Regions from separate parts of the Homo sapiens genome. Here region 1 is linked to region 2. A link is a loop called in an ENCODE intact Hi-C map of the cell type or tissue named here. Cell type or tissue: PC-3. All regions are shown on one strand. Links, peaks and the distances in the headings refer to the core of each region. The heading gives the core; the rest is flanking DNA. Region 1 has its middle 120 kb from the start of LINC01449. Region 2 has its middle 190 kb from the start of LINC01449.

Region 1 (9,901 bases), core at 689-8,688, 66 kb after region 2:
AACTGCTTGAATCCCAGATCTTCCCTCTGACATTGTCTACCCAAATAAGAAGGAACCAGAAAAGCAACTGTAGTAATATGGTAAAACGAGGTTCTTTAACACCCCTGAAAGATCATACCAGCTCACCAGCAATGGATCCAAACCAAGATAAAATTTCTGAGTTGTGAGAAAAAGAATTCAGAAGGCCCATTATTAAGCTAATCAAGGAGGCACCAGAGAAAAGTGAAGTCCAACTTAAAGAAATAAAAAACACGATACAGGATATGAAAGGAAAATTCTTCAGTGAAATAGACAGCATAAATTTCAAAAAAATCACAACTTCTGGAAATCAAGGAGAATGGAAATGCAGAATGCCCAGGAAAGTCTCAGCAACAGAAACAAACAAGCAGAATAAAGAACTTCAGAGCTTGAAGACAAGGCTTTAGAATTAACTCAATCCATTAAAGACAAAGAAAAAAGAATTTAGAAAAAATGAACAAAGCCTCCAAGAAGTTTGGCACTATATTAAACATTCAAACCTAAGAATAATCGGTGTTCCTGAGGTAGACGAGAAATCCAAAAGTTTGGAGAGCATATTTGAGGGAATAATTGAGGAAAACTTCCCTGGCCATACTAGAGATCTAGACATGCAAATATAAGAAGCTCAAAGAACACCTGGGAAATTCGTCGCAAAAAGATCATGGCCTAGGCACATAGTCATCAGATCATCTAAAGTCAAGATGAAGGAAAGAATCTTAAGAGCTGCACGGCAAAAGCCCCAGGTAACCTATAAAGGAAAATTTATCAGATTAACAGCAGATTTCTCAGCAGAAACCCTACAAGCTTGAAGAAATTGGGGTCCTATATTTAGCCCCCTTAAGCAAAGCAATTATCAGCCAAGAATGTTTTATCCAGCAAAACTAAGCTTCATAAAAGAAGGAAAAATACAGTCTTTTCCAGACAAACAAATGCTGAGATAATTTGCTACTACCAAGCCAGCACTACAAGAACTGCTAAAAGGAGCTCTAAATCTTGAAACAAATCCTCAAAATACACCAAAATAAAATCTCTTTAAAGCATAAATCTCACAGGACCTATATAACAATAACACAGTGAAAAAAAAAAAAACAAGGTATTCGGGCATCAAACAGCATGATGAATAGAATAGTACCTCATGTATCAATGATAACATTGAATGTAAGTGGCCTAAATGCACCACTTAAAAGATACAGAATAGTAGAATGAATAAAAATTAATCAACCAAGTTTCTGCTGTCTTTAAGAGACTCACCTAACACATAAGGACTCACACACACTTAAAGGTAAAGGAGTTGAAAAAGATGTTACATGTAAATGACACCAAAAGTGAGCAGAAGCAGCTATTCTTATATCAGACAAAACAAACTTTAAGCAATAGCAGGTAAAAAAAACAAAGGGGAACATTATGTAAGGGCAAAAGAACTAGTCCAACAGGAAAATACCACAATTCTAAATATGTATGCCCCTAACATTGGACCTCTCAAATTTATAAAACAATTCCTACTAGACCCAAAAAATGAGATAGATGCCAACACGATAATAATGGTGGACTTTAATACTCCACTGACAGCACTAGACAGATCATCAAGACAGAAGGTCAACAAAGAAACAATGGACTTAAACTATACCCTACAACAAATGGACTTAACAGATATTTACAGAACATTCTACCCAACAACGGCAGAATGCACATTCTATTCATCAGCACACGGAACATTTTCCGAGATAGACCATATGATAGGACACAAAGCAAGTCTCCATAAATTTAAGAAAATTGAAATTATAGCAAGTACTCTCTCAGACCACAGTGGAATAAAATTGGAAATCAGTTCCAAAAGGAACCCTCAAAACCATGGAAATCCATGGAAATTAAATAACCTGCTCCAGAATGGTCATTGGGTTACAATGAAATCAAGATGGAAATTAAAAAATTCTTTGAACTGACAAAGGACTCTGACAAAGGACTAATATCCAGAGCCTACAAAAAACTCAAATGAATTAACAACAAAAAAATGAATTAACAACAAAAAAAATCCCAAACAATCCCATCAAAAAGTGGGCTAAGGACATGAATAGACAATTCTCAAAAGAAAATATACAAATGGCTGACAAGCATATGGAAAAATGCTCAACATCACTAATTATGAGGGAAATGAAATCAAAACCACAATCCAATACCACCTCCCTCCTGCAAGAATGGCCATAATAAAAAAAAATAGATGTTGCCATAAATGCGGTGAAAAGGAACACTTTTACACTGTTGATGGGAATGTAAACTAGTGCAACCACTATGGAAAACAGTGTGGAGATTCCTTAAAGAACTGAAAGTAGATTACTGTTTGATCCAGCAATCCCACTACAAGGTATCTACCCAGAGGAAAAGAAGTCACTGTATGAAAAAGATACTTGCACAAGCACGTTTATAGCGCACAATTTGCAGTTGCCAAAATATGGAACCAGCCCAAATGGCCATCATACACACACACACACACACACACACACACACACACACCATGGAATACTACTCAGACATAAAAAGGAATGAAATAATGGCATTCACAGCAACTTGGATGGAATTGAAGACTATTATTCTAAAGTAAGTAACTCAAGAACAGAAAACAAAACATCATATGTTCTCACTCACATGTGGGAGCTAAGCTATGAAGACGCAAAGGCATAAAAATGATACATTGGACTTTGGGGACTCAGGGGAAAGGGTAGGGGGTATTGAGAGATAAAAGACAACACATTGGGTACAGGGTACACTGCTCGGGTGATGAGGGCACCAGAATCTCAGAAATCACCACTAAAGAACTTATTCATGTAACCAAACACCACCTGTTCCCTAAAAACCTATTGAAATAAAAACATTAAAAAAATTTTTAAAGACCAATCTTAGCCTCTATAATAGTGATGTTATCTATAGAAGCAACTGGGGAAGTCACAGATTACGTGACCTCTGGCCACATGACTCCTGAGGGATAAAGGATTGTAGAAACTACATTCATTTTGCCAGGTGTGGTGGCTCATGCCTGTAATCCCAGCACTTTGGGTAGCCGAAGCGGGCAGATCATGAGGTCAGGAGTTTGAGACCAGCCTGACCAACATGGTGAAACCCTGTCTCTACTAAAAATACAAAAATTAGCTGGGCATGGTGTCATGTGCCTGTAATCCCAGCTACTCAGGAGGCTAAGGCGGGAGAATTGCTTGAACCGGGACCCGGGAGGTGGAGGTTGCAGTGAGTCCAGATGGCGCCAATGCACTCCAGCCTGGGCTACAGAGCGAGACTCCATCTCAAAAAGAAAAAAAGAAAAATAAATAAATAAATAAACTACACTCATTTAAGCAGAATTTAGCCTCCTCCCATAATCCTAACCTTGTGGCCTTTCATTAGTTTTATAAAGGCAGTTTCCTCTTGGGAAGCACTATTATCATTCTTGTTTTTAAAGTTAAACTATAAACTAAATTTCTCCCAAAGATAGCTTGACCTGCACCCAGGAATAACCAAGGACAGTTTAGAAGTTAGAAGCAAGATGGAGTCAACTATGTCAGAATTCTCTTACTTTCATAATTTTGCAAAGGTGGCTTCATTAAAGAAGAATAAGGTTTTAATATATTTTTGATTGGTGTTCCAAAAGGAGCAAATGAAGGGGTATCAATATTTAAGAATATTTTACCAAAAGCTGATGAAAGATAAATTCATGTCTACAGAAACTGATGTCCCAAGGCAAAAAAAGGAATCCATCTATTAATACACACTTTGTTGTAAGATTAAAGTACAACAATACCAAGAGAATACCTTTAAAGCAGCCTGTGAGGAAAAACAAAAATAAAAAAAAAAAGATCATCAATGTGAAATGACATTTAGATTGACAAATTTAGACAGTTCCCAAATTATGGTGACTTGACTTACAATTGTTCTGCTTCATAATGGTGATGAACCAATGTGCATTCAGTATGTTCCTTGACTTGTGATGAGATTATGTCTGCACAAACCATCATAAGTTGAAAATATCCTAAGTCAAAACTGTGTTTTCAACTAGGATATTTTCAGTTTATCTAACCCCCATTATGATGTAACCCTATCAAAAATTGAGGAGTATCTTCCACTGTTCAATATGTTGAGGGAAAACACTTGTCAGACTAGAATCGTGTATTCAGAAAAAGTGAATGTTTAAGTATGACTGAAATAAAGACATTTTCAGGTAAGTGTCTTGTCATGAGCCCTCTCCCATCATCTCATCTGTTTTGCTTTGCCCTGTGTCTTCCCTAATCCATCCACCTTTTCACTCCCTTTGGAACCCAAGGGCACAGTTCTCTTTCACCTGGTAACCTCTGTGCTGCACATCCCATCTACTCCCCCACTGTCCAAAGACAAAATTACAACAATTTAGTTTAAAGATCTGAATTGTCTTTATTTGATATTCCAGAATCAGGCAACACTTTGTTCCATAATAAATGTTCCAATAAGTGTAGCACAGGAGATTAGTTTTATATTCGGAGAGGGGCTGAAGAAAGCAGGAACAGGAAGCAAACTGTGAATTGGTCATTTCAAAGTTACTTTAATGTGGGAACAGGAAAACAGAAGAATAGAGAAATAATTGATTTGTTAACATTAGGTTACTCTTTTTTTGTAAGGACTAAAGGCAATGGGGAACTTCATTAGCATGCCATTGAAACTGGCCTGTTTGGGAAATTTGGATTTGATCTCTCTCTCCTGATTTCTCCGAAGACCAGATAACTCAGTTTTGGTTTGGTGAAGAAGAACCTCAGAATTAATGACTCCATTTTAGTTTTTAGTCTGGTCTGTTGGGGCTAGTGCAGGAGCTTAGCCCACAAGAATGGCCTCCTTTAATTTTTATTTAATGCTTATTTAAGTGATTTTACTCTCCCTTGGGGGCACCACATCACTCAAAGGAGCTCAATCCCCCAAAACCACGTGTCTCTCGGTTAGGAGAAGCACTGGCCAGCTCCCCAGAGCTCCTGAGAGCTTCCTCTCCACTGCTGCACCCACCTCTCCCCCATCATACTCAGTTTCTGGTCACTTGAGGTCAGGTTGTCCAGTAGAAGCCTCCACCTTTCCCTGGACAGACTTCCTAGAGCTTGTTCTTATCCACTGAGGATGTCGGGACCAAGCTCACAGCCTTCCTCTTCCTGGTTCCTGCCGTCGACTCAAGTGACTTCAGGTTGTGCAAGGGCAACAGACTCAGTCTCTTCATCTCAAACATTTTCACCTTTAATGCACATCAGCCTCCCCTAGGCAGGGTTAGAGCCCAGGCCATCGCCTAACACCCCTTTCCTTTTGGTCATTTGTCTTTCCCTCTGTCTTCCTCCTTCATCTTCACGACATTTATCTGAGTCACTTGCATGACACTGAAGGTGAGCACCTCCTTATATTTTGCTCCCACAGGCTTTCTACCTGCCTCACTGTGCCCTGGCCACCATCCTGTTTCAGCTGCATTGTCAGTCTCATTCAAAATCAAGCCAACTGTGCACGAGCTCTGCTCCTCTGTCTCCTGCTGGAGATAGATCAGATAATACAACTGCATGTGTTGGATTCACTGAAAGTTAAAGATTTCTACCCAGAAATGAGTGTCCTGCTTCTGGGTGTGGTGGTGAACTCATGCTGCCACTCCTGAATGTGGCTGTGTCCATCCTCTCACTCCATGCATGGGCCTTCATGTCCCGCAGAAAGTTGTACCCCTGCTTTGCTGAAAAGTAGACACTTTCTGTCGGGAAGTTCATTAGCTTCTTTCCTTTTACACCTGCACACTCGCCTGTGGAGGATGTCTATCCTTCTCTCTATCAGCATGGTCTGCATCCACAGCCTTAGACAGTGACGATCCCTTCCTTTAGAGTGTCCTCCCGGTGGGTGTTCTGCCTGCCACTCCTGTCCCTCCCCGCACTTCCCACCTGCTAACTGTGCTCTCTCAGCTCCTCCAGGGACAGTGATTTTCAGGTTCCGTGGCTGAACAGTTTCTCTCCCCACTCAACACACTTTGGCTAGGTAATTTAATCTCCCCATAATTCCAATTACCATTCTTATGCTGATTGCTGTAAGTTCATATTTCAGGCCTAAATCTCTCCATCTTTCCATCTCAGTTTTCCCTTTGCCGCTGTTTGCTCCAAGGATACTTATCTTCTGGACCACACAGCTCAAGTCCACACATGCTACTGTTTCCGCTGGGAACCTCTTCTTCCTCATTCCCCTCCCTTCACCTACACAACTGGAACTTCCAGTTCTGAGAAAATTTCTTCAATCCTTCAATTGTATACCTCTGAGTCACATGCCTCTTCTGTTAGCACTTCCTATGCTTAGGAAATTGCATCCCTCTGTGAGAGTACTCACTCATCACTGTGTGACCTGTATTATTTCCTCACCAGGGCCTAATTTCTGCGGGGAAAGGCAAATGTTCTGTACCTACAATAATGCTGCCTTCATAATAAGCATCCCCTAGTCATTTCGAAGGCAATGGATAAACAAGTGAACAAATGAACTTACTAGCTGTGTGGCTTTCACACCAGCAGGAAAATGCTCCTTTCTGATAAGTAAAAGGACCCTGTGATCTTTAAATGAGTAACGATGAGTTTTGAAGGTGTTTTGTGAGTAACACAATTGCTTTATACATATGACGTGAAATATGACATTGCTATGTTTGCCTTTGAAGGAGATAAGATTTTTTTCATAATATCATGATTCGTGATGACACCATCATTTTTAAAGTTTTTCATTTTGAGCCCATGTAGCCAGGTAGTTGGAAAATTGAACCACAGAATGATTCAATAACAAATTATCCAATCCTTTTTTCTAGAATGTTTAATAATAATCTGGAAAGCTGTGCTCTACAAATCATAGTAGAAACAGCCCCATGTGTGAATCATTAATGGTTATTTTTATTTAATAAATGCTTGTAAAAAAGATTTTAAGTTTTATAAGACAAAACTCAATTTTCTTCAATTTTAAGAAAATAAAACCTAAGTCGATTAAAACTGGAAGAGATAAGTGTTATGTTTACCAACTCAAATCTATTTTATGATGTGGTTATTTTAAGAATCATTGAAACGTTGTTTTAATTCTTTGCAGTTTAGATTTAATGTGCCGTGAATCTTAGTTCAGAAATTTTACAACTGATTCTATTTGACTTTTTTATGAGTCAGTTGCTTGTACATATTGTTAACAATCTTTTTCATATGATGTTTTTCATTTCTTTCCATTAAAATACTCTATGAAAAGAACTTTTAAATCCAAAATTTTATATAAAAGGGATTGGATTAGGAAATGCCCTTTTATTTGTTATAAGAGTAACAATGTATTTTTTTTGTTTGTTTTTTCTGAGATGGAGTTTCACTCTTGTTGCCCAGGCTGGAGTGCAATGGCACAAACTGAGCTCACTGCAACCTCTGCCTCCCGGGTTCACGTGTTTCTCCTGCCTCAGCCTCTCAAGTAGCTGGGATTACAGGCATCAGCCACCACACCCAGTTAATTTTTGTATTTTTAGTAGAGACGAGGTTTTGTCATGTTGGCCAGGCTGGTCTCAAACTCCTGACCTCAGGTGATCCACCCTCCTTAGCCTCCCCAAGTGCTGGGATTACAGGCATGAGCCATCGCACCTGGCCTGAGTTCTTTTATTGAGTACTTATTATTGCTGAGGAAGGTACAGCTCCTTCTCTGCTATCATTTACTAAGGAAAATCAATTTGGAGTTCTCAAGAGAAACACGTCATTTTTAACTATAAGTCAGATGATAGTATAGAAAGGTATAAATAAATAAAGTACTTTGGAAGGAAGAAAACATAGCTGTTAATCCTGCCTGAGGATATTGGAGAGTCTTAAGAAGTGGCTACTTTTAGAAAGATTCCTAAATGAAAGAAAGACATTTTAAAAATGACTAAGAAGAAGGGCATTCCAGATATAGGAAATTTCTAGAATTAAGGTATGACGTAAAAGGATGTGATATGTTTGTAAGAAAATAAATAAAGCATTATGCCTAGAGCAGTAGTTCTGGAACTTCAGTGTGCCGGAGGATCATGGGGCAGGCTTATGAATCACAGAGCTGGCTGAGTTGGCGTAGGGTGGGGCCTGAGAATGTGCATTTCTAACAAGCTCTTAGGTGCAGTTATAGTTGTTCTGGGTGGACTGCCACTAGACTAGAAAAAAGTTGATATTGTCTAAAGAGTTTTGGAAGACCAGGTAAGAAAAAAAAATGTTGTAGTCAATTATAAAGATACTGAATATCTACGCTCAGAGATTTTTGGTTTGTTTTAGCTCATGGGGAAAAACAGGGTTGAATCTATTTTATAACAGGTTGGAGTTGAAAGAAGCTGCAAGCCATTGAAATGAAGTTTCCCTAGTAATAGAAAGATGATGAGATAGCCATAAAGGACACACCATTGACAGGGACCTGTGGTCTTTTGACTTTTGAAAATGGAAGGAAGAAAGTAGTTTGTGTGCCTTAGCATTGGTGGTTGCCTGGGCGTGTGGCCATTCACTGAGTTAGCAACCCCAGGAGCTGCACCTCTGGACTAGGGTGGGTTCATGGCAAGAGGGAGAGACGGCGAATGCCTTACGATTGGCTTTAATGTGCTGCAGCCACCCCAAGGGCAGGGCCAAGGAGTTACTTGGAAATTTGTGTTTAGATTTCAGAAGAGTTGGAAGGAGAGGTTTAAGGAACATACATGTCAGAAAGAAGAGAAGTCAAGAGAAGGTGAAAATTTCCAGGGAAATATTGGGAGCAGGCAGAGGAAACAATTAAGAAGGAAAGCTGAGAACTACCTGAAATTTACAGGGAAGAATCCAAGGACAGTTGCAGAGCCTGGAACTTTCCAAATGTTGTTAAAATGTATTGGCACTTAGTGTTTTGAGACAAAACAAATTTTTCTGTGCTTGCTATCCATAAAATTTAGGGAATTTTCCTAAAATCTGGCATCAATGTACTTCTCGCCCCTTATTCTGTTGAATATTAACATGTTATTCTGTTTATGGACTTGCTATAATACATTCCATTTAAAAATCCATGCAAATTCAAGTATGGACTTATTGTGTATTTTGACTTTCATCTATTTCAATGGCAAGTAAAACTTTAAAAAATTACCTGGCCTCTTTTACCTACTTTGCTTTTAGAGACTTGTGGGAAGACGTGGGTTATGATTAATTTGAGAGTTTTTAGATATGGTCTACGCATGTATAGTACAAGAAACTTAATCAAATGCTAAGACTAAGGCTAAAATCAAACTCTGGGATTTGTTAAGTTTTTCTTGATGATTTGAAAATGTCCAAATGAATGAGCATCTGATCCCTTCAGGAAGCCTGGTGATACAAGGGAGAATTATTCACTCAGAACGAAAGCTCCAGAATGCGTTTGGAGCAGTTGGAAGCAGATACAATTACATCAGGTGAAGTTCTTTTATGACTGCTGGAGTTGCTCCGAGGTGAAAGAGAAAATGCAGAAACTTGGGGCTCCAGATGGCAGGAGATCTATTTTTAGGCCAATAGAAACTTATATTTGGTTGGGTCACTTAATAGAATGAGTAGCAGAAGTGTGTTGAAAAAGTAATTTATACCTGCATTTGAAAGAGTTTAGCACAGAGCAGATGGTAGCAGGTGCCATGGGAACAGCCTAGGTCAGCCAGCAAGTAGGAAAAAAAAGGTAGAAGAGCAAATATTTTAGTGACAAGTTACTCAGAAAGTTTGGTTTTCCCTAATCCTTCCTGAGATATTTATAAGTAAAAAGTGGAAGTCACCAATATACAGGAAGCTTCATTCTGTCCTGAAAAAAGATAAATTCCTTGCAACTATTACATATCAATAAAAGAAAACATGAAAAAATTCTTATGTAAGTCAATTATTTAGATTTTAAGACTCATCTTCCAAGGGAATTTTTTTAC
Region 2 (9,901 bases), core at 1,316-9,315:
GCTTATTTTATTGCTTTATTTTAAAACAATAGACTTGAGAGTTGCCATGAGGGAAAACAAATAATAGTGAATAAGGTTTTTCTCTGCTCCAACTGTAAACTCAATTCCAATTGAATTAGAGCAGAAATGTGTGAAGTTACTGTAATGGAAAGAATGGCTTTCAGACCAGACCAGTACTTGACAAATGGAACTGAACTTCTAGGGGAATCAGCAGAGGCTAAGTATGAAAGCCCTAAGAAAATCATTCAGAGAGGCGTGAGTTGTCAGCATTACCCTAACACAGTTAAGGGTAGAGAGATCCACCCCATGGACTCCAATTTCTAAAGGGACTGCGTCTCTGTTGGAGATGAATGCACAAGGAAATCAAGAAAATTGCAACCTAGAGTGATTTGACAATTGAAATGTAATACCAACACCCCTCGCCTTGGTTCAGGGCTCACCAAACACTCTTCATGCTCCCGATGATGTTATGGCTTCCCTTCAGTATCAGGGAGAAAATGGGCTGGTCGTGTCAACTTGAGGATTTAGGACCAAGTGATAGTTATAGTTGTCAGTGTATGGTTACATACTGGCATTTGGGGTTACATGCCCATCTGTGAATATGGTCAGTGTGACTCTGATGTGACATCTGCCTTCAGTGTGCTGACAAGTTCAACTTTCAGAAAGAGAAGAGCTGGTGACCAGACTAAGGTAAAATCCACCTGGGGAGACCTATTGGTCCACACCCTGGTAGCTTCTTCTTGTGATACTCCAACCATTTTGGCTCCTTTCCCATTTAAAATGCTAAAATGATGTTATACCTAGCCAGAAAAAAATGCTCATTGAAATTTAGTCTAATTTTAAAATTTCCTTATTCTTGAATAATCACAAAATAAGTTGTATAGTTAATAAGGGCCAAACAAATTTAGAATATGGAGGATTATAATGTCTTGAGAAATCAAGGGAAGGCCATTTCACAGTAAATGAGAAGTGTTACCTGTAAAATGGATTTAACATCATGCACAAAGATGTGAACATGGAACCTAGTTTCTTGGTATGTACTAATGGCAAAGGAATCCTAATATTTGGAAATGGTAGGAAATATCTATGGGAAGACAGAAAATGCCATAGGGATTTATAGTGAAATGTAAAGCTATAAAATGGATAAAATGTGTGTAATATACAGAGCACAGGTGAGAACAAGAGTGAATAAATACTCTAAGGAAAAACAACTGTGGGTGTTCTGAGGATATATAAACGTGGTTAACAAGAAGTCAATGCTTACATTTTTTAGAACTACTTTTTTCAAACGTGTCCCTCTGTGAGGAGAGGAAAATCATAGTTTTGGCCTAAATTGGTGAATAAATGGACAAATGTCTACACAACTTTTGAGATGCAAGCCCCACCGTGAACCAAAGATGCACTTGATCCTACAACCCTTCTCTGACAACCAGTGATGTAATTTTCACATCTATTATCTCATCTTGCACTCATACACACACAAAATTAAAACAAAGGAGGCACAGATACAATTATCTTCATTTTAGAGATGTGAAACCCAAATATCTAAGAAGGTATGACTTACTAGGCATTTCTCAGCTAAATAGTAAGTGGTGAGTCAAAGCAAGCTCTAAGAGTTGACTTTCCACAGTTCTGCATTCAGTGACATTATGTTTGTGCCTCAAGATTGGCAATGGGAGTATTTGCACATGGAAATTGGCAAACAAACACTGCAAATCAAGAATTCGTGCCCCCCACCCCAAGAGCTGGTTATAAAACATTTGCCACCATGTCACTGACTAGAACACAGGTCCTATAGACAGGGCTTCCATCCACTGGGCCACTCTGCTCAAGATTCAAAAAGTTCAATTCATCAACCCCAGGTGCATTGACAGGAGTCCACGAGTGCCAGAGCAGACGCCTCTAGGCTCATCTCTAACTCTTTACAGAAATTTAGTGTTAATGCCCTTCTGTTAATGATGTGAAGACAGGCTTTTGTGGGGAGAGAAAAAGGCATGTGGACTTCAATAATTGAATGAAAATCAAATAATTTGTGTAACTATAACTTTAAATCTTTGTTTGGCCTACACTGTATAATGAACCTTAACATATTTGGATCCTGGAGTGGATTACCAAATAGTCCACTTAGGTAAATAGACAAGCGTAGCATGCTTAGATATTGATTAACTATCATTTTACTCACTTATCCTTGTAGAACTTATAGGGAAGTCATTTTATTTAAAATTTTAAGATGAGTTGAATATAAACTAATGTTTCTCAAATACTTTTAAGTATTTTACTTTTGTTTGTATTATTTTAAAAATTATAGAATGAATATATTTTTCAAGGTACTTGCCAGAAATGCTACATGGCTTAGTGATGGTCTAAAGAGGAACCAGTGATTTTCAGCTTATTATATTCTTCTAATCTCCTATTACCCAATCTTTAATTGACCATGCCTCTTCCTTCTACAAAGAACTTATGTAACAAAGAAGAGTCCATGAAAACACCAGCAGTACCAAAAAGCATGAAAGGAAGCCAGTAAGAAAAGCAGATTGCAATAGGAATAGGATGATTTGGAAGTCACAATAATTACATTTTCACTTTAACTTAGTTGGTGCTGAAGAAAACAACTTTGCCTGGCCTGGCTGTGAAGCTTACTGTATTTTACACTGAAGTTGGAAGATAGAACATTTCCTTTTTAAGCATTTATCCAAAGATTATGCCATCATGACAAGGCCTGATTTACTCCTAAAGAAGTTATGAGAAAAGGCTCATCAATTATGAGAGTGGCTGGGCACCGTGGTTCACGCAGCACACTGGGAGGCTGAGGCTGGAGGATCACTTGAGCCTAGGAGGTCAAGAAGAGCCTGGGCAATATTGCAAGACCCTATATCTACAGAAAATAAAAAACTAGCTGTGTGTAGTGGTGTATGCCAGTAGTCCCAGATACTCTGGAGGCTGAGGCAGGAGGATGGCTTAAGCCCAGGATCTCAAGGTTACAGTGAGCTATGATTATGCCATAGCACTCCAGCCTGGGTGACAGAGGGAGACCCACCTCTAAACAAAATAATAGTAATACATAAATAAGTAACTGTTCCTAAAGGTAAACTGATTCTGTACAAAAGGAAAGCGGGTAATGCGTATGCAATTGTTACGTGAAAGCTCTCCGAAGGCCTCAAATGATGCATTATTTCTCACAGTCTTATCCTTACCTTTCTTGCAAGTGATCATGACCTCTAGGGGCCCCAAGTTACCTGTAGGTGGCCTCCCATTCTGGAGTGCCATATTTCAAACCATGAAACGTGTGTCAAGCACACCTATGTACAAATGAGAGTAAACTAAAGCATTGCTCTGCCATGTAGAGGGCATCGTACAAAAGGCCAAGGAGTGTTTAATAAGCCTCCTAGGTGAGTTGGAATTAAAGCTAGTCTTGGGTAGAAGCGGTTCAGATGGCTAGTCACTGGTGCTGATTGCATTTCTTCATGGAATGAGAGATGGGGCATAATAACTTCTTAGACATTTTGATCTCTAAAATTACCATCATTCTATGAGCAGTTTGCCATTTTGATAATCAGGAACCCTAGGAACCCTAGCAGTACCTTATCTTTTCCCCAAGGGGAAAGGGCTAGTGGAGAAGGAAGAGGAGAGAAAAAGCTAAGGCGGGGTAGCAGGAGGGAATAAAAGAAAAGATGAGAGAAAGAAGGGAAGTTGTATTATGCTTTTCACTGTGCCAAACAACTAACCCATTTACCCTCACAAGGAGGAACCACATCTGGGGGTTTTCTTCTTTTTCTAAGACCTAACCTCAGCCCCTTAACCATGGCTGTCAATACCTTTCTGGACAATTGGCATTACCAGCAAGTAACTTTTACTGGCAAGCATTGTCGCATTATTTGGGGGATTATGAGGGTGGGTGATGGAGGAGTCCCAGTAGAACCATTATTTAAATTTTGTGTAATAAGTGACCTTAATGGTTGAGATATAATCTGGCTATGGTACAAAGTAAAAACTGGAGACTCTTAATGCTCAAGCCAGAATCCTCTTCAACTGAGAAGAAATAAGACATTCTTTGACACTAGTTTACAGTTCCAAGGTGGGGAGAAAACAAAAAAGAATTTGGTTGAGCTCAAATGGAAAATTTGGTCCAGGGTCCATGAACAAAAGCAAAAGAGAGAGAGAAAAACTTCTTTTGACGAAATAACTTTGGTTAATTTTACTGTGTTAAATGATCTGTTTTCCTATAAATTAGCTTGCTCTTTTAGCTGAAGCTCACTAAAAAAAAATGCAAGTTAATAAAATGCACAACATTTATTGTGCATGCAGCATATCCTGGATTCATGACTTGGAACTCCAAATCAGAACGAGGAATTTGGAACACAAAATATAGAACGAGAATGTACAGAAACCAAGTACAGTTGGCACTTTATAATTACAAGTGGCACAACATTTCGGCAGGGATCCAGGTTTTTTTTTTAATGCATATGACTCAATATGGAATGTTTTTGTTCATGATGTGTAACTACTGCCATTGACAACTGTCCAGGTGCTATAATGTGTACTGAACTAACACAGGCTGGTGACAAATTTTCCTGAGCAATATACAGATACACCTCACATGGCCAAGAAAGGCAAAATACTATGATTAGGATTTGGGTTTGTCTACAAGTATGCACATACTCATACTGTATTTTATAAAGACAGATATATATATGTGTATATGTATTACATATATTACATGTACACACATACATGTTAATCCTAACAAATGCAGTTTATATATTATATATTATATTTTTACATTTATACATATATTACATATATATTAAGCACTGTTTTTGTTAGGATTAATATTTGATGCAGCAAACAGGTCTTAATTGGAAACTTATTTATAGAACTATAAAGAATTAGGTAATTGAATAAAGAAACAACAATTATTTGATCTTCTGACTTCTTTTCTTCCAACCTCCTCTCTTTAGTCCAAGGTTCTTGTGAAACAAGTAACCAGACAAATGTTTGGGTTATGTAGGCATTTCTTACCTAGTTATCTTAAAGTCAATTTAACCAGTATGGTGGGACACCTAATTACTCTGTATTTGTATTTCTGCAATTTTGAGAATTCACAGGTGTCAATCGTGAGGACAGAAAGAATCAATCTAGGAAAAGACATTTGGACTCTTGTTTATTATAGTAGTCCCCTCTTGCTGTGGTTTTGCTTTCTACGGCGTTAGTTACCTGAAGATTTATTAGCATTGTCAGCATTGATCCTATTTTGTCTGCTTCAATTTTGACTTTTAGTGGAATTAATTCACTTCGCTAAATATTGAGTTCCACTAAATATTAATTTAGTGGAGTTAATTTGGACATATTAGTGGAATTTGTGAACATGTATACATTTATACATGTATGTTACTTACATATGGGTGTGTGTGTATATACACACATACAAATATACATATATATTTGACCTGTGGGCATATGTATTTGTATGTATTTAGAGAGATATATGCATATGCATGCAGACAACAGTTTTGATTTGATTTTTATTTAATCAAAGATAATATTTGGAATCATGTCAATCTCCTTATTTTGGAGGCAACAAAACTGGACCCCAGGAACATGTGGAAACTAAGCTGAATTTGCAAAATGTGTGTGTATGGTTTTACAATATAAGTATGTATCCATTTATCTACGTATGTATGTATATATGTATCTACCACTTGATATAGACTTATCTCTATACATATGTATATATACACACAAAATATATAAAATCAAAAAACAAAAAAGTATGAGATAAAATAATTCCACTATACAGATATAGCTACTGTTAATTATGCCAACATATAATTATGTTTAAATTAATAGAACTCTCAAGAATATTGACTATAACTTTTTTTTTTTTTTTTTTTTTTGGAGACAGAGTCTTGCTCTCTCACCCAGGCTGAAGTGCAGTGGATGATCAGGGATCACAACAGCCTTGACATCATGGGGACTACAGGTGTGCACCAACCACACCCGGCTAATTTTTTTTTAATTTTAGTAGAGACAAGGTCTTACTATGTTGCCCAGGCTGGTCTCAAACTCCTGAGCTCGAGGGATCCTCCCATCTCAGCTTCCCAAAATGCTGGGATTACAGGCATGAGCCACCACGCCCAGACAACTTCATTTTTTAAACCATTAATTTGGTACAAAAAAAGATTAACCTTTTTAAATTTTGTATTTCTTTATCTAATATAAAGTTTAAAAGATTAAAAAATCTTTATTAAAAAATTTTATCACTTGTTCATGGCTTTTGCATTATTTTCTATATGGGTTATAAATACTTTTCTCATAATAATTTTTTATGTGATAAGGATAGGCACAAGGGCTTTAATGTTTTTAGTGAAATGTATGACCTTTCTTAATTATTTCTTCCATTAATTTTTACTTTAGAAATATCTTGCTCATTCTTCAGCCATTTACATATTCTCCTATGGTTTCTTCAAAATGTATATGTTAAGGGTTAAATTTTAACCATTAATTCTCTAGGAATTTATGTTGGCATGAGACATTATGTGAGCTCTACCTTAAATTTTTTTCTTTTAATTTTTCTCAACACCATTTTTTATCTAATCCATTATTATCTCCTCATTAAATTTTGGTGTGTTTTTTAGTACATATTGAACTTTTCATTTCTTCTAGAGCTTATTAGTGAATTCTAAATTCTGTGTCATACATTTATTATTGATTCTTGTTTAATATTTTGGTGATTGGGCTGGTGTCTAATACATTTTAGTATCTGCAAGCACAATTCCCAATTCTCTATTTCAATATTTCTATAGTCATCATTCTTATTTATTTATTCTTTCATGTAAATTTGAGGATCACTGTGTCAAGCAAAAATAGTGAAACTGTCATTAAGCATGAGTTAAACCTGTAAGTTAATTTTGGAAACAATATTTTGAGAATATTGACGTTTCTACAAATTAACACTGTATATCTTTCCCACAAAGATTTTATAAGTTTGTGTATTTAAGTACTTCACATTTCTTTTTAAAATTGTTACTACTCTTGCATCATTATAGTTTTACTACTGAGAATGAATATTTCTTTCCTCTAATCTATGGTCCACTCAGTTACTGTTGGTCTGCAAGAAAAAAAGTAGGTCTTTTTTCTTTCATTTTTTTTCTTAAACCCAGTTGCAGTCATAAAAATTTGAAAATTTTACAGTAAAACTTCTTTGATTTTTAGTTGTATTATTTGAAATGCTGTCTTTTCTTTTTCTCCTTATAATGCTACATGTCTTCATGGCTAGAATTCAGAACAATGTTAAGTAATAATTGGGATAAAACACATCCTTATCTCATTCTTTCTTATTAAAGGAAGTGTTTCTAATATTTCACCGCAAGTACTGCAAATATGATGTTGACTTTAATATAGATGTTCTCTATCATGTTAGGCAAGTATATTTCTGAGCCTAGACATTTTTTTTAACCTGCGATAGGTGTTGTGTTACACTGTTCTTGCATTTCTACAAATAAGTGCCTGAAACTGGGTAATTTATATGGAAAAGAGGTTTAATTGGTTCACGGTTCTGCAGACTGAACAGGAAGCATGACACTGGCATCTGCTCAGCTTCTGGGGAGGCCTCAGGGAGCCTTTACTCATGACAGAAGGTGAAGTGGGAGCAGGTATGTCATGTGGCAAAAGCAGGAGCAAGAGAGAGAGTGGGGGGATGTGTCACACACTTTAAACAACCAGATGTCATGTGAACTCAGAGCAAGAGCTCACTTGTCACCAAGGGGATGGCCCAAGCCATTCATGGGGGATCTATCCCTATGATCCAAACACCTCCCACTAGGCCCCACCTCCAACACTGTGCATTACATTTTAACATGAGATTTGGGTGAGGACAAGTAACCAAACTATCAAACTATATCATTGTACCTCTGCCCTCCCAAATTATCATGTCCTTCTCACATTGCAAAATACAGTCATGCCTTCCCAATGGTTTCCCAAAGTCTTAACTTGTTCCAGCATCATCTCGAAAGTCCAAAGTCCAAAATCTTATCTGAGAAAAGACAAGTCCTTCCACCTATTAGCCTGTAAAATAAAAAACAAGTTATTTACGTCCAAGATACAATGTGGGTGCAAGCACTGGGTAAACATTCCCTTCCTAAAAGGGAGAAATCATCCACAAGAAAGGGGCTATAGGTCCCATGCAAGTCTGAAACTCAGCAAGGCAGTCATTGAATCTTCAAGCTCCAAAATAGTCTCTTTTGACTCTATGTCCTTCATCCAGGCCACACTGATACAAGGGTTGGACAACCAAGGCCTTGGGTAGCTTGAGTAGCTCTGCCCCTTTGGCTTTGCAGGGTAAAGTCCCCAAGGCTGCTGTCATGGGCTGGAATTGAGTGTCTGTGGCTTTTCCATGCTAATAGTGCAAGCTGTTGGTGGATCTACCATTCTGGGGTCTGGAGGATGGTGGCCCTCTTCTCACAGCTCCACTAGTCAGTGCTGCAGTGGGGACTCTGTGTGGGGCCTCCAATCCCACATTTTACCTCTGCACTGCACTAGTATAGGTTCTATATGAGGGCTCAGCCCCTGCAGCAGGCTTCTGCCTGGACACCAGTCTTTTCCATACATTCTCTGAAATCTAGGTGAAGGCTTAGCAGCCTTCCACCTGAAAATGTGGAAGCAGCTTTGGAGCTGGTTAATGGGCAGAACCTGGAAGAGTTTGGAAGGCTCAGAAGAAGACAGGAAGATGAGGAAAAGTTTGAAACTTCTTAGAGGGTGGTTAAATGGTTGTGACCAAAACGGCTTGGCAGCCTTCATCACTCTTGCATTCTGTGTGCCTACAGGCTTAACACCACATGTAGGAGGCCAAGGGTAACAGCTTGCATTCTCCACAGGAGCAGCTGTAACTAGGCCCCTTTGAAGCATGGCTGGAACTGAAGTGGTCAGGATGTGGGGAGCGGCATCCCTGAGGCCTCATTGAAGCCTTGAGTCTGGCCCATGAAACCATTCTTCCCTCCTAAGCATCAGGGCTTGTGATGGGAGGGGCTGCTGGGAAGGTCTCTAAAATGCCTTTGAGGCCTTTTCCCCATTGTTTTGGATATTAGCACTTGGCTCCCTTTTAGTTATGCAACTATCTTTACCAAGTGATTGCTCCACAGCCTGTTTGAATTCCTCTCCCACAAAAAGCTTTTTCTTTCTTTACCCTATGGTCAGTTTTCAAAATTTCCAAACTTCTACTCTCTGCTTACTGTTTAAATATAAGTTTCAACTTTAAGTCATTTTTTCAATCTCACATCTGAGCATAGGTTGTTAGAAGCAGCCAGACTACATCTTGAATGCTTTGCTGCTTAGAAATTTCCTCTGTCAGATACCCTAGCTTGTCATTCTGAAGTTCAAACTTCCACAGATCCCTACGCCAGGAACAGAATGCAGCCAAACTCTTTGCTAAGGCATAACACAGGTGGCCTTTGCTCTAGTTCCCAATAAGTACCTCATTTCCATCTGAAACCTCAACAGCCTGGACTTCACTGTCCATATCACTATCAGCATTTTGGTCACAACTATCCAACCAGTCTCTAAGAAGTTTCAAACTTTTCCTCATCTTCCTGTCTTGTCCTGAGCCTTCCAAATTCTTCCAATCTCTGCTTATTACCCAGTTCCAAAGCTGCTTTCACATTTTCAGGTATCTTTATAGCAATGCCCCACTCCTGGGTACCAATTTTCTGTATTAGACCATTATTGCATTGCTACAAAGAAATACTTGAAACTGGATAATTTATATGGAAAAGACATTTAATTGGCTCACGGTGCTGCAGACTGTACAGGAAGCATGGCATGGTCATCTGCTTGGCTTCCAGGGAGGACTGAGGGAGCTTTTACTCATAGCAGAAGGTGAGTGGGGTCAGGCATGTCACATGATGAA

Evidence for each region. A loop is a pair of places that touch in the nucleus more often than their neighbours do. Peaks named below come from ENCODE experiments on the same cell type or tissue, not always from the same donor. Only the 100,000 strongest peaks of a DNase experiment are listed, where the experiment ranks them.
Region 1: a loop joins it to region 2, with 5 times the contacts of the local background. A loop is called at or near these places in 2 of 110 quality-filtered maps.

What each region holds. Positions count from the first base shown.
Region 1 is chr7:41,221,013-41,230,913 of GRCh38, reverse strand. No RefSeq gene overlaps it. Among named protein-coding and RNA genes, the nearest start is that of LINC01449, 120 kb to the right of the region's middle. In PC-3, for the core only: a CTCF peak has its summit at 4,337; DNase peaks (open chromatin) are centred at 6,283 and 8,033; H3K27ac peaks cover 4,406 bases.
Region 2 is chr7:41,287,266-41,297,166 of GRCh38, reverse strand. No RefSeq gene overlaps it. Among named protein-coding and RNA genes, the nearest start is that of LINC01449, 190 kb to the right of the region's middle. In PC-3, for the core only: no CTCF peak of the experiment used is centred there; a DNase peak (open chromatin) is centred at 4,456; H3K27ac peaks cover 784 bases.